Linked DNA regions of Homo sapiens: region 1 is linked to region 2. A link is an interaction called in ENCODE POLR2A ChIA-PET data of the cell type or tissue named here. Cell type or tissue: OCI-LY7. All regions are shown on one strand. Each heading gives the region's core, and the rest is flanking DNA. Links, peaks and the distances in the headings are about the cores only. Region 1 overlaps NFS1 (NFS1 cysteine desulfurase). Region 2 has its middle 30 kb from the start of ERGIC3.

The links. Peaks named below come from ENCODE experiments on the same cell type or tissue, not always from the same donor. Only the 100,000 strongest peaks of a DNase experiment are listed, where the experiment ranks them.
Region 1: POLR2A ChIA-PET joins it to region 2 with 9 read pairs; 3 of 35 experiments call an interaction of 5 or more read pairs at or near these places.

What each region holds. Positions count from the first base shown.
Region 1 is chr20:35,672,978-35,685,629 of GRCh38, reverse strand. NFS1 (NFS1 cysteine desulfurase) reads left to right here. Exons shown (of 13, transcript NM_021100.5): 6 at 3,649-3,742; 7 at 4,759-4,893; 8 at 10,428-10,585; 9 at 11,013-11,118; 10 at 11,199-11,280; 11 at 11,946-12,029. Among named protein-coding and RNA genes, the nearest start is that of RBM12, 14 kb to the right of the region's middle. In OCI-LY7, for the core only: no CTCF peak of the experiment used is centred there; no DNase peak of the experiment used is centred there; H3K27ac peaks cover 391 bases.
Region 2 is chr20:35,565,289-35,577,940 of GRCh38, reverse strand. It overlaps the pseudogene FER1L4. Among named protein-coding and RNA genes, the nearest start is that of ERGIC3, 30 kb to the right of the region's middle. RefSeq lists a silencer at 773-935. In OCI-LY7, for the core only: no CTCF peak of the experiment used is centred there; no DNase peak of the experiment used is centred there.

The sequences.
Region 1 (12,652 bases), core at 2,921-6,920, 110 kb before region 2:
GTCTCGGCCTCTCAAAATGCTGGGATTACAGGCGTGAGCCACTGCGCCCGGCTGCTATATATATATATATAAAATATTTTATATATATAATATATAATTTTTTTTTATGAGACATGGTCTTGCTCTGTTGCCCAGGCTGGAGTGCAGTGACATGACCTCGGCTCACTGCAGTCTCCGCCTTCTAAGTTCAAGCGATTCTTGTGCCTATGCATCCTAAGCAGCTAGAACTAGAGATGTGTGCCACCACACCTGGCTATATATTTATTTATGAATGAGAGAGGAACTTGCTCTGGAACCACCAAGGCTTACAGCAGCCTTGACCTCCTAGGCTCAAATGATCCTCCCACCTCAGCCTCCTTCCTGAGTAGCTGGAACTATAGGCGCAGGCTATGATGCCCAGCTAATTTTTTTCTTTTTTCTTTTTGTAGAGACAGGGTCTCCCTTGGCCAGGTGCTGTGGCTCATGCCTATAATCCCAGCACTTTGGGGGCCAAGGTGGGTGGATCACCTGAAGTCAGGAGTTCGAGACTAGCCTGGCCAACATGGTAAAACCCCGTCTCTACTAAAAATACAAAAATTAGCCGGGTGTGGTGGTGTCTGCCCATAATCTCGGCTACTCAGGAGGCTGAGGTAGGAGAACCACTTGAACCTGGGAGGCGGAGGTTGCAGTGAGTGAGACCCCGCCACTGCACTCCACCTTGGGAAACAGAGCAAGACTCCATCTGAAGAAAAAAGAGACAGGGTCTCCCTATGTTGCAAGGCTGGTCTCAAACTCCTTGGCTCAAGCTGTCCTCTGACCTCAGCCTCCCAAAGTGCTAGGATTGTAGGTATGAGCCACCATCCCCAGCTATATTTATTTATTTTTTATTTATTTTTTATTGAGATGGGAGTCTTGCTCTGTCACACAGGCTGGAGTGCAGTGGTGTGAACTTGGCTCATTGCAACCTCTGCCACCTGGGTTCAAATGATTCTCCTGCCTCAGCCTCCTAAGTAGCTTGGATTACAGGTGTCTGCCACCATGCTCCACTGATTTTTGTATTTTTAGTAGAGACAGGGTTTCACCATGTTGGCTGGGCTGGTCCAAACTCCTGACCTCAAATGATCCACCTATTTCAGCCTTCCAAAGTGCTGGGATTCCAGGCGTGAGCCACCATGCCCGGCCCTTATTTTATTTTATTTTATTTTATTTTATTTTATTTTATTTTATTTTATTTTATTTATTTGAGATGGAGTCTTGCTCTGTCTCCCAGGCTGGAGTGCAGTGGCGCGATCTCTGCTCACTGCAACCTCCGCCTCCCAGGTTCACGCCATTCTCCTGCCTCAGCCCCTTCCCCAAGTAGCTGGAACTATAGGCGCCCGCCACCACGCCTGGCTAATTTTTTGTATTTTTAGAGATGGGGTTTCACTGTGTTAGGCAGTATGGTCTCGCTCTCCTGACCTTGTGATCCGCCCGCCTCGGCCTCCCAAAGTGCTGGGATTACAGGCGTGAGTCACCACACACAGCCTATTTTATTTTTGAGACAGAGTTTTGCTCTGGTCGCCCCAGCTGGAGTGCAATGGCACAGTGTTGGCTCACTGCAACCTCTGCCTCCCGAGGTCAAGCAATTCTCCTACCTCAGCCTCCCGAGTAGCTGGGATTACAGGCACCTGCCGCCATGCCCAGGTATTTTTGTATTTTTAGTAGAGCAGTGCTTTCACCATGTTGGCCAGGCTGGTCTCGAACTCCTGACCTCAGGTGATCTGCCGAAGTGCTGGGATTACAGGCGTGAGCCACCATACCCAGGTGTGAGCCACCATACCCAGCAATTTCTTTCTTTCTTTTTTTTTTTTTTTTTTTTTTGAGATGGAGTCTCACTCTGTTGCCCAGGCTGGAGTGCATGGAGTGCAGTGGTGCAATCTCGGCTCACTGCAACCTCTGCCTCCCAGGTTCAAGCGATTCTCCTGCCTCAGCCTCCCTAGTAGCTTGGGACTACAGGGCGCGTGCCACCATGCCTGGCTAATGTTTTGTATTTTTAGTAGAGACAAGGTTTCACCATGTTAGCCAGGATGGTCTCGATCTCTTGACTTTGTGATACGCCCGCCTCAGCCTCCCAAAGTGCTTGGATTACAGGTGTGAGCCACCGTGCCTGGCCTTTTTTTAAATTTTTTTGAGACGGAGTCTCACTCTGTTGCCCAGGCTGGAGTGCAGTGGCTTGATCTCAGCTCACTGCAACCTCTGCCCCCCGGGTTCAAGCGATTCTCCTGCCTCAGCCTCTCAAGTAGCTGGGATTACAGGTGCCTGCCACTGCGCCCGGCTAATTTTTGTATTTTTAGTAGAGACGGGGTTTCACCATCTTGGCCAGGCTGGTCTTGAACTTCTGACCTTCTGATCCACCCGCCTCCGCCTCCCAAAGTCCTGGGATTACATTCGTGAGCCACCACACCCGGCTGGCAGTTTCTTTAATTTTGTCATTTCATACTGTCATGTGGATGGAATCATACAGTATGTAACCTTCTGGGATTGGCTTTTTTATTTTTGTTTTTGTTTTTTTGTTTTGTTTTGTTTTGTTTTTTGAGATGGAATCTTGTTCTGTTGCCCAGGCTGGAGTGCAGTGGTGTGATCTCCGCTCACTGCAAGCTCCGCCTCCCAGGTTCACGCCATTCCCCTGCCTCAGTCTCCCAAGTAGCTGGGACTACCGGTGCCTGCCACCACACCCAGCTAATTTTTTGTATTTTTAGTAGAGACAGGGTTTCACTGTGTTAGCCAGGATGGTCTTGATCTCCTGACCTTGCGATCCGCCTGCCTCAGCCTCCCAAAGTGCTGGGATTACAGGCGTGAGCCACCATACCTGGCCTTTCTTTTTTTTTTTTTGAGGCAGAGTCTCACTCTGTCACCCAGGCTGGATTGCAGTGGTGCAATCTCAGCTTACTGCAACCTGGATTTAAGCATTTCTCCTGCCTCAACCTCCGAAGTGGCTGGGGCTACAGGTGTGTGCCACCAGGCCCAGCTAATTTTTGTATTTTTAGTAGAGACAGGGTTTCTCCTTGTTCGCCAGGCTGGTCTCGAACTTCCGATCTCAGGACACCCACCAACCTCAGCCTCCCAAAGTGCTGGGATTACAGGCGTGAGCCATTGCGCCCGGCCTTTATTGGCTTTTTTCACTAATCATAAGTCTTTGGGAATTCATTCACTGCTGCGTGTGCCAGTAGTTTGTTCCTTTTGATTGATAAGTAGTAGTCCATGTTATGGATGTACGAAAATCGTCTGTTGAAGGAATCTGGGTAGTTTCTAGGTTTTTGGTATTACGAATAAAGTTATTGTGAACATTTGTGTAAGATGTTTTGTGAATTTAATTTTCATTTCTCTGGGATAAATGCCCAAGTGTACAGTTACTGGGTTCTATGGTAATTTCATGTTTAGTTTGATGAGAAACAGAAACTGTCAAACTGTTTTCCAAAGTGGCTGTGATATTTACATTCCCACTAACAATGTATGAACCATTCAGAGTCTGTGCATCCTCACCAACATTTTGTGTTGTCACTGTTTTTAGTTAACTATTCAGATAGGTATGTAGTATAAGACTCCTTTTCATGACTAAGTTTGCCTATATTCTGATTTAGGAGGACTTTGTTTGTACTATCTAGTCACCTTACTCCTGCATATCCCTAGGAACTAGAGGCTGCTATCCAGCCAGATACTAGCCTGGTGTCAGTCATGACTGTGAACAATGAGATTGGAGTGAAGCAGCCTATTGCAGAAATAGGTGAGTATCATGGCTTATCCCTGATCCCTGCCCACCATGGGGCTCTGTATGAGGTAGTATACTGAGAGCTGTAATACTCTATGGAGTGTAGTTAGGAAATCAAGGGAAAGCCTAAGTACTTTGTTCAAGGACATTGGAAGTGTCATAGGCAGTATTTGAATCCAGGTCTATTACCATTTTTTTTTTCATTGAGACAGAGTATCACTCTGTCACCTAGGCTGGAGTGCAGTGGTGTGATCTCAGCTCCCTGCAACCTCCTCACTCTGGGTTCAAATGATCCTACCGCCTCAGCCTCTTGAGTAGCTGGGACTACAGGTGTGTACCACTATGCCTGGCTAATTTTTGTATTTTTAGTAGAGATGAGGTTTTGCCATGTTGGCCAGGCTGGTCTTGAACTCCTAACCTCAGGTGATCCGTCTGCCTTGGCCTCCCAAAGTGCTGGGATTACAGGCGTGAGCCACTGCTCCCGGCCAGGTCTAGCACCTTTTATGGTTTTTAATTTTATTGCAGTTGCTGCCAAAACCAACCACAAAACAAAAAAGCCTGCTACTCTTTTTCCTTTTAGAACATCTCTATTCTCCCCACATAGAGATCGCCCTGTAATTTCTTTAGGCACATTAGCACAAAGATCTGTTAATCTTGTTTTTTTTTTTTTATTTTGTTTTGTTTGTTTTTTAATCAAAAGGGATCTAGAAAGTAATCTGACATTTTGAAAGGCTGGTGTTAATGAGGTGGTGAGAATTGTATGCATAAGAATATCACGAGTGTTTCGATCTGGTGCTTTGCCCTTCATCTTTTTTATTCTAAAGAAGGGAAGCTACTGAGACACAGAGAGGGAGGAAGGGGGAAGGGGGAGGAGGGAAGGAAAAGAGGAAGGAGAAGGGGTAGAAGGAGGGAGGGGAGGAGTTTAATATTTACAGGTCATTTACTATTGGAGATAATTCACAGTGCACTGTGGGACTCTGACAGATGACTTTCCAACATTGTGCTGTGGGTCTTCCCCTCTGTTTCCTCAGGGCGGATTTGCAGTTCCAGAAAGGTATATTTCCATACTGATGCAGCCCAGGCTGTTGGAAAAATCCCACTTGATGTCAATGACATGAAAATTGATCTCATGAGCATTAGTGGTCACAAAATCTACGGTCCCAAAGGTACCAGCCCCTTCTAGAGTTCCTTCTCTCTGTACCTTCCAGCAAGACCTTTGATAGATGTTTGTCACAGTCATTTGGGACTACTGTTGCTCTCAGAGGAAGTTGTACATTCAGAGTCCCTTGTAGAATGCAAATGTCATTTAGCAATAGCCAGAAACACTTGCTTGTTTGTAGACCTTAGCAGTTACTATACATCAGGCCATTCTTTCTTGCTCTCTTTAACAAATCCTTAGCAAGCATGTAGATCTTAATTTGGTTGAGGAAAAATGGGTTTTGTCAAATCAAATTTATCTAGATAGGCCCAGCTATCTTGTTTTCCCCACTATGATGTGCAGAGCAACTATTTGAGTCCCTCATTCCCAGTGTCTTGCTATAGCTCAGGGGAAGATTGCATGGGATTTGACATCTCTTTGTGTTCTTTTTTTTTTTCTTGAGACGGAGTCTCGCTCAGTCGCCCAGGCTGGAGTGCAGTGGCGCCATCTCGGTTCACTGCAAGCTCCACCTCCCTGGTTCACGCCATTCTTCTGCCTCAGCCTGCCGAGTAGCTGGGACTACAGGCGCCTGCCACTACGCCCGGCTAATTTTTTTGTATTTTTAGTAGAGACGGGGTTTCACCATGTTAGCCAGGATGGTCTTGATCTCCTGACCTCGTGATCCGCCCGTCTCGGCCTCCCAAAGTGCTGGGATTATAGATGTGAGCCACCAAGCCCAGCTATCTTTGTGTTTATTCTTAGAAGACTTCATAGTCTGTTATCCTGTTAGTCTCTCAAGGATACATGTTTGTTCCCTATGGTCCTATTGGAATGTGTTCAAGCTTGAGTTATGCCTCTTTCCCTTAACCCTTGGGAATAGACTGTTGTCCTCTGTTTTGTGAAGGTAACCATAAAATATAAATATAAAATATAACTCCTCTTTCTCAAGTGAGGGCCTTTTTTGGGTTGATGTCTGTGCTGGTACCCTTTTTATGTCTGCAGGGTGTGTTATCTGGGTGTATACCTTGTGGAAGTAGGTGTAATAGCTTCTGGAATTATGGAAGATGGCGTCTTCTAAGGGTTCCCAGAGGTTGTAGAGTGTTTTTTGTGAGTTATTATTTCAAAAAGCCCAGTAAGCGTTCTGTCTTTTAATAAAATGTTGCTTTTATTGGCTTTTATTGTAGATAAGTCTTTTTGATAAAAACCAATGAACTCAGGCTGGATACCCCATTCTTCATCATGTGCCTATTTCACATTATATGCCTGTATTAAAACATCTCATGGGCTGGGCACGGTGGCTTACACCTGTAATCCCAGCACTTTGGGAAGCCAAGGCGGGCGGATCACGAGGTCAGGAGTTCAAGACCAGCCTGATCAACATGGTGAACCCCCGTCTCTACTAAAAATAAAAAAATTAGCCGGGTGTGGTGGCATGTGCCTTTAATCCCAGCTACTCAGGAGACTGAGGCAGGAGAATCGTTTGAACCCAGGAGCCAGAGGTTGCAGTGAGCCGAGATCACACCACTGCCTGGGCGACAGGCGAGACTCCCTCTCAAAAACAAAAAAAATCTCATGAACTCCATAATATATATACCTCCTGTGTACTCACAAAAATTTTAAAAACAAAAAACCAATGAACTCATTGATCAGAAGCTCTGATCAACACTTACATGTGTACAGGTGTCCCTCATTATCCAACCTCCTGCTTTCCAAGTCCAGAATCTAAATAGATTTAGATAATGTGGCATTCTTCACTGTTCAGACATGGTATTTGAGCACTTGCTGTTTGAATTTGGGAACTGTTTAGACTCAGATAGTATAAGATTCTTGAATTTTTTTAAATGGAGAAATGAAATAATTCTTAATAAATACAGTTTAATACATTATTTTATTCATTTGTTTTATAGGGACAAGGTCTCACTCTGTTGCTCAGGCTGGAGTGCAGTGGTGCTATCCTACCTTGCCACAGCTTCAATCTCCTGGGCTCAAGCAACCCTCCTACCCCAGCCTCACCAGTAACTAGCACTACAGGTGTGCACCAACACGCCTAATTTTTTTTTTTGAGACAAAGTCTTACTCTGACGCCCAGGCTGGAGTGCAGTGGTGTGATCTCGGCTCGCTGCAACCTCTGCCTCCCAGGTTGAAGGGATTCTCCTCTCTCATCCTCCTGAGTAGCTGGGATTATAGGCCCACTGTGCCCGGCCATGCCTGGCTAATTTTTTTTTTTTTTTTTTTTGAGACAAAGTCTCGCTCTTGTCCCCCAGGCTGGAGTGCAATGGTGAGATCTCGGCTCACTGCAACCTCCGCCTCCCGGGTTCAAGCGATTCTCCTGCCTCAGCCTCCCAAGTAGCTGGGATTACAGGTGCCTGCCACCACGCCTGGCTAATTTTTGTATTTTATTTTATTTTTTGAGACGGAGTCTCGCTCTGTCACCCAGCCTGGAGTACAGTGGCGTGATCTTGGCTCACTGCAAGCTCCGCCTCCAGGGTTCACGACATTCTCCTGCCTCAGCGTCCCAAGCAGCTGGGACTACAGGCGCTTGCCACCACGCCCGGCTAATTTTTTTTTTTTTGTATTTTTGTAGAGACGGGGTTTCACTGTGTTAGCCAGGATGGTTTTGATCTCCTGACCTCATGATCTGCCCGCCTCGGCCTCCCAAGGTGCTGGGAATACAGGTGTGAGCCACCACACCCGGCCTAATTTTTGTATTTTTAGTAGAGACAGGGTTTCACTATGTTGGCCAGGCTGGTCTCGAACTCCTGACCTCAGGTGATCCACCCACCCTTGGCCTCCCAAAGTGCCGGAATTACAGGCGTAATCCCGTGCCCGGCCCAATGCCTGGCTAATTTTTAAAACAGTTTTTGTAGAGATAGAGGTTTCACTATGTTACTCAGGCTTGAATTCCTGACCTCAAGCAACCCTCCCGCCTCAGTCTCCCAAAGTGCTGGGATTACAGGCATGACCCACTGCACCCAGCTTATTATTTAAAATCTGGTGTCCTTCATAATCGATTTGGAAACCACTGCCTTAATTTTTATAGTACCTCCATTCTCAGCATAAACAGTTTTTCTGTGTGGGAGAACTGTCAAGTGCCAATTCTATTCAGAAGCCCTGATTACTTGGTGAATAACTTTGCATGCTCATGCTCATATTTTGGCACAAAATTTCTGTAATTCGGCTTGTTTAGTCACAGGTTATACGCATTTTTAAGTTTTTTGTTTTTTTGAGTCAAGGTCTCAGTCTGTTGCCCAGCCTGGAGTGGAGTGAGTGGCACGATCATAGCTCACTGCAGCCTCGACCTCCTAGGCTCAAGTGATCCTCCTGCCTTAGCCTCCAGAGTAGCTGGGACTATAAGTGCATGCCACCATGCCCAGCTAAGTTTTAATTTTTTTTTTTGTAGACACGGGGTCTCACTGTGTTTCTCAGGCTGGTCCCAAACTTCTGGTCTCAAGTGATTCTCCTTCCTTGGCCTCCCAGAATGCTGGGATTGTAGTCATGAGCCACCGTGCTCCACCAAATTGTTTTTAAATTTAAATTTTATTTTGAAAAAGTAATATTCATGTGATTCAAAATTCAAAAGCTACAAAAAAGTGCACAGACAGCCAGGTGCAGTGGCACACGCCTGTAATTGCAGCACTTTGGGAGGCCGAGGCGGGCAGATCATGAGGCCAGGAATTTGAGACCAGCCTGTCCAACATGGTGAAACCCCGTCTGTACTAAAAATACAAAAATTAGCCATGCGTGGTGGCGGGTGCCTGTAATCCCAGCTAATCAGGAGGCTGAGGCAGGTGAATCACTTTAACCGGGAAGGTGGAGGTTGCGGTGAGCTGAGACCGTGCCATTGCACTCCAGTCTGGGCAACAGAGCAAGACTCTTGTCTCAAAAAAAAAGGGAAAAAAAAGGCACAGACAAAAGTCTGCCTCTCACCTCTGACCTCCAGCTATGCAGTTCCCTTCTGGGGAGGTAATTTCTTTCTTGGTTTTTTTTTTTTTTTTTTTTTTTTTTTCTGATTTTCTCTGGTTATTGGGAGGCAATTTCTTGGGTTTTTCTACAATTATCCTATGTGTTTACAAACAAATATATACTTCTCCTCCAGCTTTCTTTTTTATCCAGATGATAGCATACTGTACTCACTGTTTCAATCTTTCATTTTTCACCTAATGGTACATCTTTTTTTTTTTAGACAGAGTCTTGCTCTGTCACTAGGCTGGAGTGCAGTGGCACAATCTTGGCTCACTGCAACCTGTGGCTCCCAAGTTCAGGCGATTCTCCTGCCTCAGCCTCCTGAGTAGCTGGGATTACAGGTGCGTGCCACCACGCCCAGCTAATTTTTGTATTTTTAATAATTACGGGGTTTCACCATGTTGGTCAGGCTGGTCTCGAACTCCTGATTTCATGATCTGTCCGCCTCGGCTGCCCAAAGCACTGGGATTACAGGTGTGAGCCACCGTGTCCAGCCCATAATACATTTTTTTTTTTTAGACGGAGTTTTGCTCTTGTTGCCCAGGCTGGAGTGCAATGGTGCCATCTCAGCTCACTGCAACCTCTGCTTCCCGAGTTCAAGCAATTCTTCTGCCTCAGCCTCCCTAGTAGCTGGGATTACAGGCATGTGCCACCATGCCTGGCTAATTTTGTATTTTTAGTGGAGAAGGGGTTTCTCCATGTTGGTCAGGCTGGTCTCAAACTCCCGAACTCAGGTGATCCACCCACCTCAGCCTCCCAAAGTGCTGGTATTACAGGCGTGAGCCACTGCGCCCGGCCAATACATCTTTGTTTTTTCAAGCTAAAGTACAGACTTTTTTTTGGATTTCACCAGTTTTGTAACAATGTATCTTGGAGATTTTATGGTGTCAGTTCAGAACAAGCTTCTTCTTTTTTTTTTTTTTTTTTTTGGGAGACAGAGTCTTGCTCCATCACTCAGGCTGGAGTGCAGTGGCTTGATCTCAGCTCACTGCAACCTCTACCACCTGGGTTCATCTCATGTCTCAGCCTCCTGAGTAGCTGGGATTACATGTGCCTGCTACCACGCTTGGCTAATCTTTGTATTTTTAGTAGAGAGAGGGTTTCACCATGTTGACCAGGCTGGTTTCTAACTTCTGATCTCAGGTGATCCGCCCGCCTTGACCTCCCACAGTTGGGATTATAGGCGTGAACCACCACACCCGGCCCCCTCATTCTTTTATACACCTGCTTGGTATTTCATTGTATGGACATGCCATAATCTATTTGACCATTACCCTGATGATGGACATCTAAGTTGTTCCCAGTATTTTTGCTATTATGAATAATACTGTAATGTATGATGGCATTTCATATAGCATAGGGAGCTACTTTAAACCATTTTGATCATTACTCCTTCTGGCATTTATCTTCCAGATGTTAAATATTTTACTAAATACTATGCTTTTACTGCTGTTTCTTCTTTTCCTTAACGTTTTTTATTTAGAAAAATTTCATGCTTACAGAAAAGTTGAAGTAATATTTTGATCCCTTTGGAAAGAAATATTTTGTTTTATCTACTTTTCTCTCTTTCTGTTTTTTGTAACAAATTTTGTTTCCCAGGGGTTGGTGCCATCTACATCCGTCGCCGGCCCCGTGTGCGTGTGGAGGCCCTGCAGAGTGGAGGGGGGCAGGAGCGGGGTATGCGGTCTGGGACAGTGCCCACACCCTTAGTGGTGGGGCTGGGGGCTGCGTGTGAGGTGGCACAGCAAGAGATGGAGGTATGGGGAGAGCAGTTCCCTCCCACAACTTCTTCCCCTGTGCTGGGTCTCCTATTTAGAGGCTTCTCAGCATGACTGAGGCAGATCTCTGCAGGGAGAGAGGGCTTAAGAAAACTCTTCCTTGTCCTGGTGCTGCTGGCACCTTGTTCTGAGGGAGACATTATGGGCTTCAAAACCCATGGCCTTTTAGTAGTTATCAGCTCATTTATTTCTGGATAAGTAAATGAACCCTGTGTCCAGTTATCAAGCGCCTTTTGCATACCAGGCACTATGCTCAGTACTGGAGATACAGTGGTCCCCATGAGTACATAGGATGATAGGTGGGGCTGATACATAGTCACTTCCAGTTATAGGAGAAGGGCTTCTCAAACTGTCTTTCTGAGCTGGTTAATGGTTACTGCCTAATCCTTCCTTGCCTGCTCCTTAGTATGACCACAAGCGAATCTCAAAGTTGTCAGAGCGGCTGATACAGAATATAATGAAGAGCCTTCCAGATGTGGTGATGAATGGGGACCCTAAGCACCATTATCCCGGTATGGACTTGCTCTTTCTATCCTCATTCTGGTAGAGGCTGAGACTCTGAGACCTCTCTCACAGTATTTCTTTCCTCCAGGCTGTATCAACCTCTCCTTTGCATATGTGGAAGGGGAAAGTCTGCTGATGGCACTGAAGGACGTTGCCTTATCCTCAGGGAGGTGAGCTGGACGGCATAGACAGGGCCTGCGGCAGGGCCACTTAGAAGAGTCATACAGGCTATTAAACTTCCCAGTGTGGAGATGATAGGCACAAGACCTCTTGATTAAGGGTAAAGGTCATTTTGTAAGTGCCTCTCTTTTTTTGGTTGGCTGGGTAGCTGGGTACAGACTGAAGTTTACCACCCTAGGAAGACTTCCTGGGGTAGAATTTTGTGCCTTTTATCGTCCCAGGGGATGTATGTGTCTGTTGTGGGTTACACTAGCAGTTCTGTTACAGGCCTCTAGAATTGAAGATGCTCCAAAGGCCACTAAGTGTTTGGCTGCCCTTCAGGCTGGTGCAGATGGTGCATTACGTCCTGGGGAAGTGAGCACATGGTCCTCTGCTGCGTCTTCTTGTCAAACCCATGTGGTATCATGCTCTGTCACACTTTGCCAGCGTCCTTGCTTAAGGAAGTCATCCACCATGGGGGCCAGAGGAGCTAGGTTCACACATCCTAGGATGTGCAGGGGAGCATCAGGTCCTTTAGTTCTGCCAGATTAGAAGGTCTCTTGTTTTCTCCAGGGTATGACTCCAGGGCCCTGGGGGATGGGAACAAGACTGAGGGTTTGTGACTAAAAGTAGACGTTGATGATGAACTGAACAAGGTTCGTGTCTCTCTCCTCAGTGCCTGCACCTCTGCATCCCTGGAGCCCTCTTATGTGCTTAGAGCAATTGGCACTGATGAGGATTTAGCGCACTCTTCTATCAGGTCAGTGAGTTGAGCTGCAACATTTATGAAAGGCATCCTCTTATATTTTTCATCTCCTGTTACAGTTTTTTTCTTTTTCCACCCTGAAGTTTTTCTCAGTCGAGTTCTCCTTATCTCTTCTCATAACCTTGTGAAAGTTTCTAGAGCAGTGGTTCTCAGACTTCATTGAGTATCACCTGGGAAGTTTGTGAAATATGATATCTGAGTCCCACATTCAGATATTCTGATTCACTAGGTCCGGAGGAGGAGTAGAAAACATCTCAGGTGATTTTAATGTTGGTGGTCCGTAGATCATGTTCTTTTTTTTTTTTCTGAGACAGAGTCTTACTCTGTCGCCCAGGCTGGAGTGCAGTGGCATGATCTCAGCTCACTGAAGCCTCTGACTTGCAGGTTCAAGCAATTCTCCTGCCTCAGCCTCCTGAGTAGCTGGGATTACAGACATGTGCCACCAGGCCCAGCTAATTTTTATATTTTTAGTAGAGACGGGGTTTCACCATGTTGGCCAGGCTGGTCTCGAACTCCCAACCTCATGTGATCTGTCCACCTTGGCCTCCCAAACTGTTGGAATTACAGGCGTGAGCCACCATGCCCGGCCGATCCATATACCATGTTCTGAGAAACTC
Region 2 (12,652 bases), core at 4,703-8,702:
AAATACAAAAATTAGCCGGGCGTGGTGCTGGGCACCTGTTAATCCCAGCTATTCTGGAGGCTGAGGCAGGAGAATCGCTTGAACCTGGGAGGTGGAGGTTACAGTGAGCCGAGACTGTGCTCCAGCCTGGGTGACAGAGTGAAACTCTGTCTCTCAAAAAAAAAAAAAAAAAAAAAAAAAACTTCAACAAGTAATCATAAAATTTCTGAGATATTTTACATTCTTGTTTTTTGTACTAAGTATTTAAAAATCCGGTTTTTATTTTATACTTATCGCACATCTTTTTCTTTCTTTTCTTTTTATTTTTAGAGATGGGGTCTTTATCTGTTATCCAGACTGGTCTCAAACTCCTGGGTTCAAGTGATCTTCCCACCTCAGCCTCCCCAGTAGCTAGGACCATAAGTACATACCACTACACTCAGCTAATTACAAACTTTTTTTTTCCTGGGTGTGGTGTTTCATGCCGGTAATCCCAGCACTTTGGGAGTCTGAGGTGGGAGGATCACTCGAAGCCAGGAGTTTGAGAACAGTCTGGGGAACATGGTGAGACACCATCTCTACTAAAAATGAAAACAAGTAGCTGTGCATGGTGGTACACGCCGGTGGCCCCAGCGACTCAAGAGGTTGAGGTGGGAGGATCACTTGAGCCTCGGAGGTTGAGGCTACAGTGAGCCATGTTCACACCAATACACTCCAACCTGGGCTACACAGCAAGAGTCTGTCTCAAAAATAAATAAATAAAAATTAAAAAGCATTTATTTCATAGAGACAGGTTCTCACTGTGTTGTTCAGCCTGATCTCGAACTCCTGGCCTCAAGTAGTCACCTCAGTCTCCCAAAGTGTTGGGATTCCAGGCATGAGCCACCAAGCCTGGCCACTTACAGCACATTGCAATTCAGACTAGCCACGTTTTGACTGCTCAGTAGCCACGTGTGGCTGGTGGTGACTGCCCTAGACAGGGCAGGCTGGATGATAAATTGGAGCTTTAAAAATGCAAGTGGCATACACAGTGGGAACTTGAGTGAAGGTTTCCCAACTCTCCTGGAAAAGGGGGTAGACTAAGGGGTTGAAGGGGATGGGGAAGAATCTCTGGATCTGCTCTTTAATTTCAGCACAACTTTGATGAAGATGAAATGGATGATCCTGGAGATTCAGGTAACAGATTGGGCTTTTTGCTCTGGTTCCATCTGCCCATCCCCTACCCACCCAGATATTTCTGACTGGGGCATTTTTGCTGTTTCCAGATGGGGTCAACCTCATTTCTATGGTTGGGGAGATCCAAGACCAGGGTGAGGCTGAAGTCAAAGGCACTGTGTCCCCAAAAAAAGCAGTTGCCACCCTGAAGGTGACTGGGTACTGGGAAGAGGAAAGTCTCCTTTGGATTCTGGACATCGGGCTGTTGCTGAAGTCCTTGCCTTTTAGATCTACAACAGGTCCCTGAAGGAAGAATTTAACCACTTTGAAGACTGGCTGAATGTGTTTCCTCTGTACCGAGGGCAAGGGGGCCAGGATGGAGGTGGAGAAGAGGAAGGATCTGGACACCTTGTGGGCAAGTTCAAGGTACATTTGGGGAAGGAAAGCGGAACCAGGGAGCCCAGGTGGGGATTCAGGAGGACAATTATCTTACCAGAGCTTTTTCTGTCTCCCCCCAACTCAGGGCTCCTTCCTCATTTACCCTGAATCAGAGGCAGTGTTGTTCTCTGAGCCCCAGATCTCCCGGGGGATCCCACAGAACCGGCCCATCAAGCTCCTGGTCAGAGTGTATGTTGTAAAGGTGAGTCTCCATAGCCCTGGCACGCCTCCAACTATAGCTAAGGTAATGTACACAAAACCTACAGAAGGAAGGCTTTGGGAGGAACCTCGTGATCACAGAGTTCAAGTTCTTCATTTTTCAGGTGAGAAATTGAATCCACAAATTTAGGAGATCCCCTAGGGTTATAAAGCATGTTCATGGCAGAACCAGAATTGGGAGTTGGTCTCCTGACCCCTGTTTGTAGTTCTAGTCCTGTAGAATGGCACGTATAATTCTAGGATGAGAACAGGGCTGAATCTCAGGCTTCAGAAGGCTTGTTACCAAATACCTTTGTCCAACTTTGTCCATTGGTGCAGTTTTCATACTGAGTTCAGCAGGGCCTTGAAGTATTCTTAAAGATATCTCGGAGCCGGTTGTGGTGGCTCACGCCTGTAATCCCAGCACTTTGGGAGGCCGAGGCGGGTGGATCACGAGGTCAAGAGATCGAGACCATTCTGGCCAACCAACATGGTGAAACCCCATCTCTACTAAAAATACAAAAATTAGCTGAGCATAGTGGCTCATGCTTGTAGTCCCAGCTACTCGGGAGGCTGAGGCAGGAGAATCACTTGAACCCAGGAGGCGGAGGTTGCAGTAAGCCAAGATTGCGCCACCACGCTCCAGCCTGGGTGACGGAGCGAGACTCCGTCTCCAAAAAAAAAAAACAAAAAAGAAAGTGAGTGGCAAAGGGATGGAACGAAAGGGGGAAAGGGGTCAGGGTTGCGAGAATGAGGACAAAAATGACACTTCTCAAAGTAGATCTTTTTGTATACCTCTGACTCTTAGAACTGTAGCAGTGTTTCACATGCCCCTACAATAGACAGAAAATTAAAAGCAATCACAGTGTTGAGGAAACCTAACATGGAATACAAACACTAACAAATGACCCTCACTGTATTACAAATGAACAATATAACCACACTGAAGGAAGTGAAGAACAAAACCAAGTAACTCTGGAAAACAGTAATTTGACAGGGCTCTATAAAACTCTAGATGGGCCTGGTGCAGTGGCTCACACCTGTAATCCCAGCACTTTGGGAGGCCAAGACAGGAGGATCACTTTAGCCCAGGAGGTCAAGACCAGCCTGGGCAACAAAGTGAGACTCCATCTCTACAAAAGATTAAAAAACTAGCTGGATGTGGCTGGGTGTGGTGGCTCATGCCTGTAATGCCAGCACTTCAGGAGGCTGAGGCAGGTGGATTGCCTAAATTGGGTGGATCGCCTGAGGGTCAGGAGTTTGAGACCAGCCTGGCTAACAGGGTGAACCCCGTCTCTACTAAAAATACAAAAATTAGCTGGGCATGGTGGCACGTGCCTGTAGTCCCAGCTGTTTTGGAGGCTGAGGCAGGAGCATTGTTTGAAGCTGGGAGGAGGAGGTTGCAGTGAGCCAAGCTTGTGCCACTGCACTCCAGCTTGGATGACAGGGAGAGAGCTTGTCACAAAAAACAAAAACAAAACAAAAAACCAACTAAACTAAAGATAAAGAGAGCTGAACATAAATGCTGTCATCTAGTTAGAAGTATGTGTTAGCAATTCTGAAACTATATTATGTGTATACTGGTATACATGAATAAGTAAACTATATTGTAGATAATGAGAACCAGGTTTCTTACTGTTGGAGAAAGAAGTTACAGATAAGGAAAGGGGATTAAATGAATGCTGTGGTATTAGATCAGAAACAGAAGTATCTGTATAAACTCATGTTTTTAAATATACACAGATGGAAAGATACAGAAATATAGATATGTGTATATATATGTGGATTATGTTATTCATGTTTGCTATCTCCGTTTGCTGAGAAGGCCTAGAATCAACAACATCCTAGTAGCAGTGAGCAAACCAGGTGCCCAGATTTTGGTTTCTAAAAACCATTATTTAATAAAAGGATTAAGGACTCCTTGGAGTTGATTCCAGGACTAGGACTGGGAAAATATAAGTCAAATCTGGAGCATCTTGTGGGGCAGGAGTAAGGAAGTGCTCAAAAAAGGATGGGGGCTTGATGAAAGAATGAACACAGGAGCCAACCTGAAGGAGCTCCTAATGGTTAAGACTTGAAAAATTGGGGCAACAGAATAAGTAATGAGGCTGGGCACAGTGGCTTTCGCCTGTAATCCCAGCACTTTGGGAGTCTGAGGCCAGGGGTCCAAGACCAGCCTGGCCAACATGGTGAAACCCTGTCTCTATTAAAAATACAAAAATTAGCTGGGTGTGGTGTCAGGCACCTGTAATCCCAGCTACTTGGGAGGCTGAGGCAGGAGAATTGCTTGAACCTGGGAGGTGGGGGTTGCAGTGAGCCAGGATTGTGCCATTGCACTCCAGCCTGGGCAACAAGAGCAAGATTCTGTCTCAACAACAACAAAAGTAATGATAGTATTGGATATTCAGACTTTCTTTTTTCTTCTTTTCTCTCTCTCTAGCTCTTTTTTTTTTTTTTTTTTGAGACGGAGTTTCGCTCTTGTTGCCCAGGTTGGAGTGCAATGGCACTGTCTTGGCTCACTGCAACCTCTGCCTCCCAGGTTCAAAGGATTCTCCTGCCTCAGCTTCCCAAGCAGCTGGGACTGCAGGCATGTGCCACCATATCCTGCTAATTTTGTATTTTTAGTAGAGACAGAGTTTCTCCATGTTGGTCAGGCTGGTCTCAAACTCCCGACCTCCGGTGATCCGCCCGCCTGGGCCTCCCAAAGTGCTGGGATTACAGGTGTGAGCCACCGTGCCCAGCCTGCCTTCTTTTTTTGTTGTTGTTTTGAGATGGAGTCTTACTCTTGTTGCCCAGGCTGGACTGCAATGGCACAATCTCAGCTCACTGCAACCTCCACCTCCTGGGTTCAAGTGATTCTCCCACCTCAGCCTCCGGAATAGCTGGGACTATAGGCACACACCACCATGCCTGGCTAATTTTAGAGATGGGGTTTCATTCACCATGTTGGCCAGGCTGGTCTCAAAGTTTTGACCTCAAATGATCCGCCTGCCTCATTACAGGCGTGAGCCACTGCACCCAGCTCTCTGTCTCCTCCTAATGCTCCCATTATACGTGTGTTGGTGTACTTAATGGTGTTCCACATTTGTTTGAGGCTCTATTTCATTTTTCTTTTTTCTCTTTTCTCTCTGTTCTTCAGCTTACATAATCGCTTTTGATCTAGCTTCAAGTTTGCCAATTCTTTCTTCTGTTCAAATCTACTATTGAGCCTCTCTAGTGAATTTTAAATTTTAGTTATTGTACTTTTCAACTCAAGAATTTTCATTTGGTTCTTTTTAAAAAAATGTATGGCTTGGCTGGGTGTGGTGGCTCATGCCTGTAATCCCAGCACTTTGGGGGGCTGAGGCGGGTGGATCATGAGGTCAGGAGACGAGACCATCCTGGCTAACACGGTGAAACCCCGTCTCTACTAAAAAAAATACAAAAAATTAGCTGGGTGTGGTGGCATGTGCCAGTAGTCCCAGCTACTTGGGAGGCTGAGGCAGGAGAATTGCTTGAACCTGGGAGGCAGAAGTTGCAGTGAGCTGAGATCACACCACTGCACTCGAGCCTGGGTGACAGAGTGAGATTCTCTCAAAAACAAAAAAAAAAATGTATATCTCTTTATTGATATTCTCTATTTGATGCAACGTTATCATCATACCTTCCTTTACTTCTCTAATCAAGCTTGCCTTCAGTTCTGTGAACATGTTTACACTGGCTACTTTGAAATACTTTCCAGTCGGCCGGGCGCAGTGGCTCACGCCTGTAATCCCAGCACTTGGGAGGCCGAGGCAGGCAGATCATGAGGTCAGGAGATCGAGACCATCCTGGCTAACATGGTGAAACCCCATCTCTACTAAAAATACAAAAAATTAGCTGGGCATGCTGGTGGGCACTGTAGTCCCAGCTACTCGGGAGGCTGAGGCGGGAGAATGGCCTGAACCCAGGAGGCGGAGCTTGTAGTGAGCCGAGATTGTGCCACTGCACTCCGGCCTGGGCGACAGAGCAAGACTCCGTCTCAAAAAAAAAAAAAAAAAAAAAAAAAAAATATATATATATATATATATAGATAGATAGATAGATAGATACATACATACATACATACATACATACACACACACACACATACATACTTTCCTGTTAAGTTCAACATTGTGTTGCTCTCACGGGCATTTTTTGGGGGGTGGATGGAAAAATAATTTTTCTATTTCTTTGCAGGCCTCATAATTTTTTGTTGGAAACAGCATTTAGATAATATATGATAGCAACTCTGGGTACTGAGGTTTCTTGTTATTTGCTTGTTTATTTGTTTAGTGACTGGCTGGATTATTTTAGCAAAGTCTATTTCCCATCCCCTGTGTTAGATCACTGATGTTGCTACTCTGGCAGGTGCAGCTTTGGATATACCACTGTCACCCTAGGATGACAGTGGTACTGGTAGGGCCCTCTTGCATTCTTTTCCCTGACCACACCCAGTTAAGCTCTACTTATTGCTCTGTCATTTGCAGTAGTATCCTGGGAGCATAAAATCCTCTACAAATAAATCTAATCAAATGGTGGCTCTTTCCAATGAATACTTTCTGAGGTTAGTGTTTGATATTTGTTTTAACCCCAGGAGAGCTCCTCCCAGCTGTCTTATCCTTTGGCTCTCCCCTGTAAAATAGATACAGCCTGTAGTCTAAGCTGTATCTTCATTACATCCACGAATCTCCTCCCAATCCCTTCACTACAACGTCCACTTTTTTTTTCTTCTTTAGACACAGTCTCACTCTGTTGCCCCAGCTGGAGTGCTGTGGCACAGTCTCGGCTCACTGCAACCTCCGCCTCCTGGGTTCAAGCAATTCTCTTGCCTCAGCCTCCCGAGTGGCTGGGATTACAGGCGCCTGCCACCACATCCAGCTAATTTTTTGTATTTTTAGTAGAGACAGGGTTTCTCCATGTTGGTCAGGCTGGTCTTGAACTCTTGACCTCATGATCCGCGCCCCCCCCTTGGCCCCCCAAAGTGCTGGGATTACGGGCATGAGCCACTGTGCCCGGCTGAGACCCTATCTCTACAAAAAAATTTAAAAGTTAGGCCAGGTGCAGTGGCTCACCTCTGTAATCCCAGCACTTTGGGAGGCCAAGGTGGGCAGATTACCTGAGGTCAGGAGTTTGAGACCAGCCTGGCCACCATGGTAAGACCCCAATGCTCTACTAAAAATACAGAAATTAGCAGGGCATGGTGGCATGTGCGTAGTCCCAGCTACTAGGGAGGCTGAGGCACGAGAATTGCTTGAACCTGGGAGGCAGAAGTTGCAGTGAGCTGAGATCATGCCACTGCACTCCAACCTGGGCGACAGAGCTAGACTCTGTCTCAAAAAAAAAAATAAAAAATAAAAACAAAATAAAAATTACCTGGACGTGGTGGTTCCTGCTTGTTGTCCCAGCTACTCAGGAGGCTGAGGTGGGAGGATTGCTTGAGCCACTGAGGATGCAGTGTGCCAGAAAAAAAGGAAGAAAACTTACTTATTTTTGAGATAGTCTTGCTCTGTCGCCCAGGCTGGAGTGCAGTGGTGCAATCTTGGCTTACTGCATCCTCCACCTCCTAGGTTCAAGCAATTCTCCTGCCTCAGCTACCTGAGTAGCTGGGATTACAGGTGCCTGCATCCACGCCTGGCTGATTTTTCTATTTTTTAGTAGAGACAGGGTTTTGCCATGTTGGCCAGGCTGGTCTTGAACTCCTGGCCTCAAGTGATCCACCCACCTCGGCTTCCCAAAGTGCTGGGATTACAGCCATGAGCCACCATACCTGGCCAGAAAACCTGAATAGTACTATAAGTATTAAAAGAAATTGTGTCAGAAACTCCAGACCAAATGGTCTCAGCAGCAGTTTCCACCAGTTATGGATGAAACAATTTTAATCTTACACAAACCATTTCAGAGAATATAAAAAGAAATACCCCAGTTAATTCCATGAGGGTGGCATAATGTTGATGCAAAACCTGAGAAGAATGACATGAGAAAGTATAATTCTAGGCCAGTTTCACTCACAAACATTTATTCCACAGGTATTTCTTGCATTTTTTTTTCTTTTTTTTTTTTTTTTGAGACGGAGTTTCGCTCTTGTTGCCCAGGCTGGAGTGCAATGGCGCAATTTCGGCTCACTGCAACCTCCGCCTCCTGGGTTCAAGCGATTCTCCTGCCTCAAGCTGGGGTTTACAGGCATGCACCACCACACCCAGCTAATTTTGTATTTTTAGTAGAGACAGGGTTTCTCCATGTTGGTCAGGCTGGTCTCAAACTCCCGACCTCAGGTGATCTGCCCGCCTTGGCCTCCCAAAGTGCTGGGATTAGAGGTGTGAGCCACCGTGCCCGGCCTTTCTTGCATTTTTTATGAGGTACTAGGCAGTGTTCTGGGTACTGGTGATAAAAAGCAGTGAGTAAAACAGATGAAAATCAGTGCCCTCGTGAACTTTACATTCTAGTGAAAAGAGATGAACAATAACCATAATCAATAAGTAAATTATATAGCTTACGGGCTGGGCATGGTGGCTCACGCCTGTAATCCCAGCACTTTGGGAGTCTGAGGAGGGGGCAGATCACCTGAGGTCAGGAGTTCGAGATCAGCCCGAACTCCTGTCTCTACTAAACATACAAAACCCGTCTCTACTAAAAATACAAAAATTAGCCAGGCCTGGTGGCACATGCCTGTAGTCCCAGCTACTCAAGAGGCTGAGGAAGGAGAATTGCTTTAACCCAGGAGGCAGAGGTTGCAGTGAGCTGAGACCACACCACTGCACTCCAGCCTGGGCGACAAGAGCGAAACTCCATCTCAAAACAAAAAAAAGTTATATATCTTATTTATATGTTAGAAAATTATAAGTGCTGTGGAGAAAATATGTCAGGATAAAGGGATGGGGGAGTGCTGGGGGTGGGTTGCAAATGGATGGTCGGAGTTGATAGACCTCAATAAGACTTTTTTTTTTTTTTTGGTAGAGACGAGGTCTTGCTATGTTGCCCAGGCTGGTCTCGAACTACAAAATGCTGGATTACAGGAATGAGCCACCATGCCCGGCTGAGAAAGTGTTATTTAAACAAATACTAGAGTTGGGCACAGTGGCTTCCACCTGTAGTCCCAGCTACTAGGAAGGCTGAGATGGGAGGATTGTTTGAGCTTGGGAGGTTGAGGCTATAGTGAGCTGTGATGCCACCACTGCAGTTCAGCCTGGGTGACAGAGAGAGACCCTGTCTCTTAAATACACACTAGGAGGGGGCCAAGGAGTTATCCAGGTGGCTACCTGAGGGAGAAAGCATTCCAGGCAGAACAGCTGGTACAGAGGCCATCAGGTAGAACCATGACTCGTGTGTGACAAACAACAAGGGGCCCCTTGTGGCCGTAGCAGGCAGGATAAATGAACAGGTTTTAGGAATTAAGGCTTCAGAGGAAATGGAGCAGTGATGGGCAGAGAAAGCAGATCATGTTGGGTTTTGTTATTCACTTTATTCTGAATTACATGGGAAGCCATAGGAAGGTTCTGAGCAAAGGAGTGCCAGAATATAACTTACATTTTCTTTTTTTTTTTTTTTTTTTTTGAGACAGAGTCTCGCTCTGTCACCCAGGCTGGAGTGTAGTGGTGCTATCTTGGCTCACTGCAACCCTTTCCTCCTGGGCTCAAGCGATTCTCCTGCCCCAGCCTCCCAAGTAGCTGGAATTACAGGCGCTCGCCACCACGCCTGGCTGATTTTTATATTTTTAGTAGAGACAGGGTTTCGCCATGTTGGCCAGGCTGGTCTCAAACTCCTGACCTCAGGTGATCCACCCGCCTAGGCCTCCTAAAGTGCAGGGATTACAGGCATGAGCCACTGCTCCTAGCCTTTATTGTCCTTTTAAAAAAATGAATGTCAGGCCAGGCGCAGTGGCTCATGCTTGTAATCCCAGCACCTTGGGAGGCTGAGGTGGGCGGATCACGAGGTCAGGAGTTCGAGACCAGCCTGGCCAACATGGTGAAACCCAGTCTCTACTAAAAATACAAAAAATTAGCCGGGCGTGGTGGCAGGCGCCTGTAATCTCAGCTACTCAGGAGGCTGAGGCAGGAGAATCGCTTGAACCCTGGAGTCAGAGGTTGCAGTGAGCCGAGACCGCGCCACTGCGCTCCAGCCTGGGTGACAGAGCGAGTCTCTGACTCAAAAAAAAAAAAAAAAGAAAAAGAAAAAATTAAGATCATCTTAGTGGGTATAAAGTGGTATCTAATTGTGGTTTTGATTTGTTTCCTAATGACACTGAACAGTCTTCATGTGGTTTTTAGAACTTTGTATATCTTGGAGACATGTCTAAAGTCCTTTGTCCGTTTTAAAATTAGATTGTTGTTTTGTTGTTGAGTTGTAGGAGTTCTTTGTATATTCTGGCTACTAGATTTTTATATGGCTTGCAAATATTTTCTCACTTTCTACGTTGTCTTTTCACTCTATTGATAGTGTCCTTTAAAGCAAAAGAGATTTTAATTTTGATGAAGTCTATTTTTATTTCTTTTATTGACTGTGCTTTTTGGTTATAGCTAAGAAACCTTTGCAAAATCCAAGGTCATGAAGACTTTTGCCTGTTTTCTGCTGTGAGTTTGAGTTTTGACTCTCATGTTTAAGTCTGTGATCCATTTGGGGTTAGTTTTTGTATCTAGTGTGAGGTGAGGGTCTGACCTCATACTTTTGTATGTGACTGTCCAGTTGTCTCAGCTCCATCTGTTGGAGAGATGGTTCTTTTCCCATTGAATGGTCTAGGTACCCTTGTTGAAGATCAATTGACCATAGATATGTGGATTTCTTTCTGGACTCTCAGTTCTATTCTACTGATCTATGTTTATGCCACTACCATACTCCTTTATTACTGTCTCTGCAGTAAATTCGCGGGTTTTTTTTTTTTTGAGACAGGGTCTCACTCTGTTGCCCAGGGTGGGGTGCAGTGGCATGATCACGGCTCCCTGCAGCCTTGACCTCCCAGGCTCAAGCGATCCTCCCACCTCAGCCCCCACAAGTAGCTGGGACTACAGGCGCATGCCACCACACCCAGCTAATTTTTTCTATTTTTTAGTAGAGACAGGATTTCACCATGTTGCCCAAGCTGGTCTCGAACTCCTGAGCTCCTGCCTGTCTTAGCCTCCCAAAGTACTAGGATTATAGCCATGAACCACTGAGCCGAGCCAGCACAGGAAATTAAGGCTTGACTGAGTATCTCTAAGTAGGATTTGGACAGGACAAGAGAAGAAAGAGATTTCAAAGAATAAAATTAATATGTAATCACAAGGAGAAAAAAAGCTTTGCCTTTATGAAGACTGCATTCTAGTAGGAGAAACAAACATTAACAAAATAAGTAAATGTTTCAGTGCGTTAGAGAGGCATAAGTGTGGCCAGGCGTGATAACTCACGCCTGTAATCCCAGCACTTTGGGAGGCTGAGCCAGGCGGATCACCTGAGGTCAGGAGTTTGAGACCAGCCTGGCCAGCATGGTGAAATCCGTTCTCTACTAATAATACAAAAATTAGCCAGGTGTGGTGGCATGTGCCTGTAATCCCAGCTACTCGGGAGGCTGAGGCAGGAGAATCCCTTGAACCTGGGAGGTAGAGGTTGCAGTGAGCCGAGATCATGCCATTGCATTCCAACCTGGGCAACAGAGCGAGACTCTGTCTCAGGGAAAAAAAAAAAAAAAAAAAAGAAGAAAGCATAAGTGCTATGGAAAATATAAATACCAAAAAAAAATCAAGTTGGCACAGTGGCTCATGCCTGTAACCCCAGCTACTCAGAAGGCTGAGGTGGGAGGACTGCTTGATGCCAGGAGTTCTCGAGACCAGCCTGGGCAACAGAACAAGACCCAATCTCTAAATTAAAAAGATGTAAAGATCATCATAGAGAAAGTACAGATTACCACAATGGAATGACAGTCAGCCCATCAACTTCTCTACAGCAACCAAAAGTGCTGGAAGAAAAATAGAATAATATCTTCAAAGCACTGAGAGAAAAATAACTATCACCCTTGAATTGTGTGTCCCAGGAAACACTCATTCAAGAGAGAAAAAAATGAAAGACCTCTTTAGGCAAACAACAATTGAAAAAATCACCCAACAACTTTCAGTCAAGAAACTACACAGGGCTGGAGGTGCAGAGGCTCACACTGTGTAATCCCAGGACTTTGGGAGGCTGAGGTGGGAAAATCATTTGAGGCCGGGAGTTCAACACCAGCCTTGGCAATGTAGTGTGAGACCCCTGTCTCTATAAAAAGGGGGGGAAAAAAACTACACAGGATGTAATTTCTTTCTTTCTTTCTTTCTTTTTTTTTTTTTTTTTTTGAGACGGAGTCTCGCTCTGTCGCCCAGGCTGGAGTGCAGTGGCGCAATCTCGGCTCACTGCAAGTTCCGCCTCCCGGGTTCACGCCATTCTCCTGCCTCAGCCTCCTGAGTAGCTGGGACTACAGGTGTGCGCCACCACGCCTGGCTAAGTTTTGTATTTTTAGTAGAGATGGGGTTTTCCATGATGGCCAGGCTGGTCTCAAACTCCTCACTGCAAATAATCCACCTGCCTTGGCCTTCCAAAGTGCTGGGATTACAGGTGTGAGCCACTGCGCCCGGCCCAGGAGTTTGAGACCAGCCTGGGCAACATAGTGAGACCCTCATCTCTATTAAAAAAATTCATAAATTAAAAAATAAGTCAAACCATATAGAAAGTTATGAGTTGAATAGTAAGTCCGTTATACATCTTTCAAAATATTTTGTTTCATTACACTTTTTGTTATACCTATTTGTATGACTTAACTATTTCATAACTAATTGAAAATAAAAGTCATCTTGTCCAACCTCTCCATTAGCTCCTCACAGTGGGAGATCTCTCCTTGATAACTTCCTGCTTTCACCCAATGGGAAATTAGGTCCTACAA